2 separate regions of the Homo sapiens genome follow, and region 2 is linked to region 1. A link is a loop called in an ENCODE intact Hi-C map of the cell type or tissue named here. Cell type or tissue: PC-3. All regions are shown on one strand. Each heading gives the region's core, and the rest is flanking DNA. Links, peaks and the distances in the headings are about the cores only. Region 1 overlaps LINC02465 (long intergenic non-protein coding RNA 2465). Region 2 overlaps LINC02465 (long intergenic non-protein coding RNA 2465).

Region 1 (2,833 bases), core at 109-2,608:
ACCAAATAACTGGGCACTGTGGACTAGCAGTGGTGACATAAAAGTAACTATCACATTCTGAAATGACATAAATGATATCAGGAAGGGTATTTATCAGGAACACTGGTAAATAAAATTTCTATTCAAGCACAGGCAAATTGAATTCCTCTGCCTCATTTTCAAGTTGGGAAAATGGAGGCATAACATTTATTATGTTTGAGGAAGAAGGAATATTTGGAAATGAATTTTAACTCACAATTCTATCTTGATGGATCAATGCACAATTTCATAAACACAGGGCACAAATAAGAGCTTGAAAAAGTTTTCTCCTTCATTTTTCAGGACTACATAGACATTATTCAGGATTATCATTTTTCATGTCCTTTGTTATCCCAAACATATACAATGGTAATAGATATGAAAGTTATTTTCGTATGTTGATTTGTTGGGGCTTGCATGACATTGTACCACAGACTGGATGGCATTAATAACAAAAAATTATTTTCCCCAATTCTGAAGACCATAAGTCTAAGACCAAGGTGTCCACAGAGTAGGTTTCTTTTGAGAACTCTCTTCTTGCCTTGCAATGGCTGTCTTCTCATTGTGCTCTCACATAGTTGCTCCTCTCGAGGTTTGTGTGTTATTTGCATCCTAATTGCCTCTGTTTATAAGGACACCAATCATATTAGATTAGGGCCCACCCATATAACTTTATTTTATCTTAATTACTTTTACAAAAGCCTTATTTCCAAATGCAGTCATATTCTGAGGTACTGGGGGTCAGAACTTCAACATATAAGTTGGAAGATAGAGATGCAATTTAGCCCATAATACCTGGAAAATATCCAATGAATGAATATTTTCTGTCCACTAATGGAAAATCAGTAGCTTTGATCTATTTTTCAAGCTTAAACATTTTCTACTAATAAAACACCATATTAAAATATTACATATGTACAGAAAAACCAAAAATAATAAGTGTACAGCTCAATGCATTATCAAAAACAAACATGCTCTTGACAAGAAATAGATTATTACCTGAACTCCAGAATCTCCTATCATATCCCCTCCAAATTGCTACACTCATCTCTTCCCAAAGTTAACCACTATCTTGCCCTGTTTATTTTTGAATTTTAGATGAATGTAATATTTTATGTCTGGATTCATTGGCTCAACAGTATGTTTATAAGATTCATCCTTCTTGTATGTGTGGCAGTAGTTTATTTTTATTACGGTAGAATATTTGTTATGTGATTATATCACAATGTATTCACTTTGTTTCCAGTTATTGGTTATTATGAATCACATTGCTAAGAATATTTATCTAAATCTCTTAAAACACTTTATGTTGTGAGTCACTATGTCAAAATTACTTTTTGTTAAAGAAAGGAATAAGAAGTACCTTTTCTCACAAAGTTTATATTTGAAAATACTGTTATTATGTTGGTGCAAAACCAATTGCTGTCTTTGCTATTAAAAGTAACGGCAAAAACCGCAATTACTTTTGTACCAACCTGTTCACAAGTTTTTTTTGTTTTTTACTTGCTTGTTTTGATACATGTATGTCAGGCATTGTGCTAAGAGCAATTGTAGATACATTGATGAGCACCTTCTAAACTTCTTTGAAGGATTTTGAAGTACAGTGGAGTGGGGCAGTGGTTTGCAAAGTATGGTCTATAGACAAGAAACTCCCTGTCAGCATAAATTGGGAATTTATTATGAAAAGAAATTCTCATATTATTAAATCATGAACTCCAGGAATGGAACCTGGAAATCTGTGATTTAGCAAGTGCTCCAGGTGATTCTGATACATACTGAAGTTTCAGAACCATTCTGACGAAAGAAAGTGAGAAGACAGAAAATGAAAACACAATGCACACTTTCTTTTATAGAAGCCAAGGGAGTCAGTGGTAGGGCCACTTAAATCAGCGTCAGTTTTTAATAAAGACAGAAGCCTTTTTTAGATGACCTTAACATTTTTTATCATTAGTAGGAACAACATTTACCTGCTGGCTTTTAATTTCCTTCAAGCTTGTCTCAAAATCTGTCACCATCTGTTAGATAAAGGTCACCTATATTGCAGCATTACGTTATCCAGCTAGGCAGTAAGGGAGCAGCCCAAATTCAACACTTTTATAGTGGTATTCCTGTTAACACTGAGACTTGTCAAACTCCAAACCCTCTTAGCTGGATCTATTATATATGCCAGGTCTTGTCTTACCTATTTAGAAGTGAAAAAAATAGTCAGACTCCTTCTCAACAAAACATTATAGCATGATGAGAAATAGTACAGGCTCTGAGGAAGAGATTCACGTTCTGTTTGCTTCTTAACTATGTGGCTTTAAACAGATTCCTTAACCCCACTCTATCTTAGTTGTTTCCTCTGTAAAATGGGGATGATAACAATATCTAACTTGTAGGGTTGGAATAAGGATCCAAGGAAGTAATACTCAGAAAACGCTTAGACCTATGATTAGTATATTAAAATGACTCAATAAATGCTGAATTTTTCTTAGTGGAATTCGCAGTCCTATTTCTTTTTTATTAATATTATTACATTAAAGCAACTTTCCAGCGTAACAATTTACTTTAAACAAGTGGGTTGCTTTTTTGATTATGAGTAACTTTGACAGATGAACTGTTGTATATTATATGTACTATTTTACAATATGAAATACATTGCATTCATACAGATTGTTATACCATGTATAATATAAAGTTCCACACCCAAAGTGTAGATAGATGTCCCTGTTTTTAAGTATTGTGAACCTGTGATCTTCTTTGGAAATGTTCACTTCCCTACAAATAATTATACATTTTGTTGAAAGAAGTTTAGTGTCAATACATATATACA
Region 2 (2,833 bases), core at 90-2,589, 83 kb after region 1:
AAAAAATATTACAAACATCCACTGCTAATGAGCACAGAATTTCTTTCTGAGGTGTTAAAAAATTCTGAAGTTAGATATTGATGATAGTTACACAACTCTATGAATATACAACGAACCACTAAATTGTACTCTTTAAAAGGGTAACTTTTATAGTATGTGAATTAATCTTAATAAAGGTGTAATTAAAATGTTTAAAACTAGGAGTATCTTTAATGTTGTTTTACATATAAACATGAAATTATATTTATTTTATTTACAGGTTTTGTTTTGTGCTTAAGTTTATAAATAGTAAAGGAAAATTCTTTCCTTTTTTTTCCCGTGTAGAATTTTGAATAGTTTCTTAAAACTTATTATTTTTATTATAAAATAATTTTTATAATATTATAAAATTATTATAAAATATTCTTTTATTTATTATAGTTCTCAGTCAAGTGTAATGTAAAACCTTAAAATAAAAGCATAGAAAGACCCAGGAGTTCAAGACTAGCATAGGTAAGATGGCAAGACCCTGCCTATACACAAAAATAAATAAATTAATTATCTGGGTGTGGTGATATGTGTCTGTAGTTTCATCTGCTCAGGAGGCTGATGTGGGAGGATTCCTCGAGCCCAGGAATTTGAGGAGGCAGTGAGCTATGATCATGCCACTGCATTCCAACCTGGGTGACAGTGTGAGACCCAGTCTCACAAAAAAACAAACAACAACTACAAAACAAAAACAAAAAACACTAAATGAGACACTGTAATATAAATCAAAGTCCTCGTAAAACATAAAGCAGTATAAAATGAATGTCATTATTATAGTAAAATAAAAGGGTATAAGTTTATAATTTGTAAAGTTTCAAATGTACTGTTAAAATCTGTATTGGTTATGTAGGCTTTTCCCTCCCTGAGTTCCTTTAACCATGAGTCACTAAGAGAATAATCGTATTGTGATATAAAACATAAGAACACTATAAAGTGCCTATCAAATAGAAAGCACAGGCACTGGGAGAAGATTAGGAATGCATTGAACAGTAGGAAAAAGTTTTGCCTTCAATATTAGAAAAAATTTAATATCTAGACCATAATTGAAAGGTTTTCTGAATTTATTTTTGTCATTGTCCTGGATTCTTTTCACTATGAGTCATTTAATTCTTTAAAAAGATGTTATTTGTGGATTTGATGATGTTATAGCATAAAGTAAATATTTGCATTGTTACATTGTCATGTTACTGTTACATATTAAATTTTGCAAAATACTCTTTTGATGTGACATTCTAATAGGGACCTTGTCATCCATACAAAAAAATGTACTTAAGTAGCTTTTTTAAACTTATGGTTATGATTCTATGGCATGAGTCTTCCTTTAGTGAGACATATATAAATTAAATATTTCAAATTAAAATTAGTCATTGTGTACATAAGAATTATTTTTAAAACTGTAATGCGTGTAAAGCTGATAATTTGATCTTATTCTTTTTCTCAGGTTTTTTTAGTAAAAATAAATATCAAAAAATATCAGATTGGATCAGATGAAATTGCCATTTGTAGGCTCAGGATGATTATATATTGGCAATATCCTGTGGTTCAAATAAAAGCATTATGGATAGAGTGTATATTGCATTATACAAAGACATAGTGTCATTTCCCCCACAAAACTGTATTTTCCACTTGATAGGAAGAAGATATTAAGTAAAACTCCAAATTGGTTGGCATTACATTTTATCATGGTTAAATCCCTCAAGATGGCGGGTTCCTGGATACAGAATCAGTATTTCTACTATGCTAATCTCTGTGATTTTGTTACTAAGAGTAATATAGGGTTTTTGTTTAAAGTAATCTATTTACTGTAATCAAAACCAGTGCCATTCTAAATAGTTTTTGCTGGATTACTATCTAATCCACCTTCAGATTCTCTCTCAAAATTAATCTAAACCTGAAAAGAGAATGGGGAAGCAAACAGAGGGCAGAATAATGTCCTTAATATGAAGATTTATTTTGAAAAGAGTATTTTAGTCATAATAATTGTAATGTGCTGAAGCCATCATAGAAGCTTATCAAGTTTGAAATAGATGATCCCCAGATAACCTGGCTTGAGACAAGGGATTTCTTCTTCTTAGTACAAGTATTTTAATTTATTCCTGCATAATTTTTTTGATCTATATAATATCAATCATAATAATATGTTCTTATTTCATTGTAGAATGTTTTTGAGATTAAGTATAATAATATTCATAAGCATCATTTGAAAAATTTAAAAATAAAATTAGTTTTAATTTTTACATTTGTATTAATTTAAAATCGCAGTAATGCAATCACTTTAAGTATTGACAAAAATAATCCATGTTTCAATACGGTCTTAAAGCTAGTTATATGGCACTAAATAAGACAAAATAAAATGGCTCTATTTTTAAAACATTAACAAAATGTACTACTTTTATAATAATCCTGCTATCTAAAAATCTTTCCTCTAAAATTTTATATACAGGATTGCATTTTTAAAACTTTTTGAAAGAAAGCTCATTCAATTGTTTATTTTCATATTTATTTACAATCTGAAACATTGTTGTAACCTGAAATACTCTCATAGCCACCTCTTCAATTAACTAAATTAGTTTTATTGTATCACAAAGTGTGAATAAACCTTTGCTTTTTACATTGAAAGCAAGCATGGGATTTCTACTTATTAGTACAAGTATTTTAATTTCTTCCTGTATTTTTTAATCTTATAGTAAGTTGTCCTTTGAGAATACATTCTTTATATTAAATATAAAACAATTTATTGTGTTAGCTGAAATGCCTGTAGCTGAATGCATGACCCAAATTCATTCAATAAAAGAATATTTATTAT

Evidence for each region. Peaks named below come from ENCODE experiments on the same cell type or tissue, not always from the same donor. Only the 100,000 strongest peaks of a DNase experiment are listed, where the experiment ranks them.
Region 2: a loop joins it to region 1, with 12 times the contacts of the local background. A loop is called at or near these places in 1 of 110 quality-filtered maps.

The regions. Positions count from the first base shown.
Region 1 is chr4:129,827,905-129,830,737 of GRCh38, forward strand. All of the region lies in intron 8 of LINC02465 (long intergenic non-protein coding RNA 2465), which reads left to right. Among named protein-coding and RNA genes, the nearest start is that of LINC02465, 58 kb to the left of the region's middle. In PC-3, for the core only: no CTCF peak of the experiment used is centred there; no DNase peak of the experiment used is centred there.
Region 2 is chr4:129,911,406-129,914,238 of GRCh38, forward strand. The region is part of intron 13 of LINC02465 (long intergenic non-protein coding RNA 2465); the gene reads left to right. Among named protein-coding and RNA genes, the nearest start is that of LINC02465, 140 kb to the left of the region's middle. In PC-3, for the core only: no CTCF peak of the experiment used is centred there; no DNase peak of the experiment used is centred there; H3K27ac peaks cover 1,194 bases.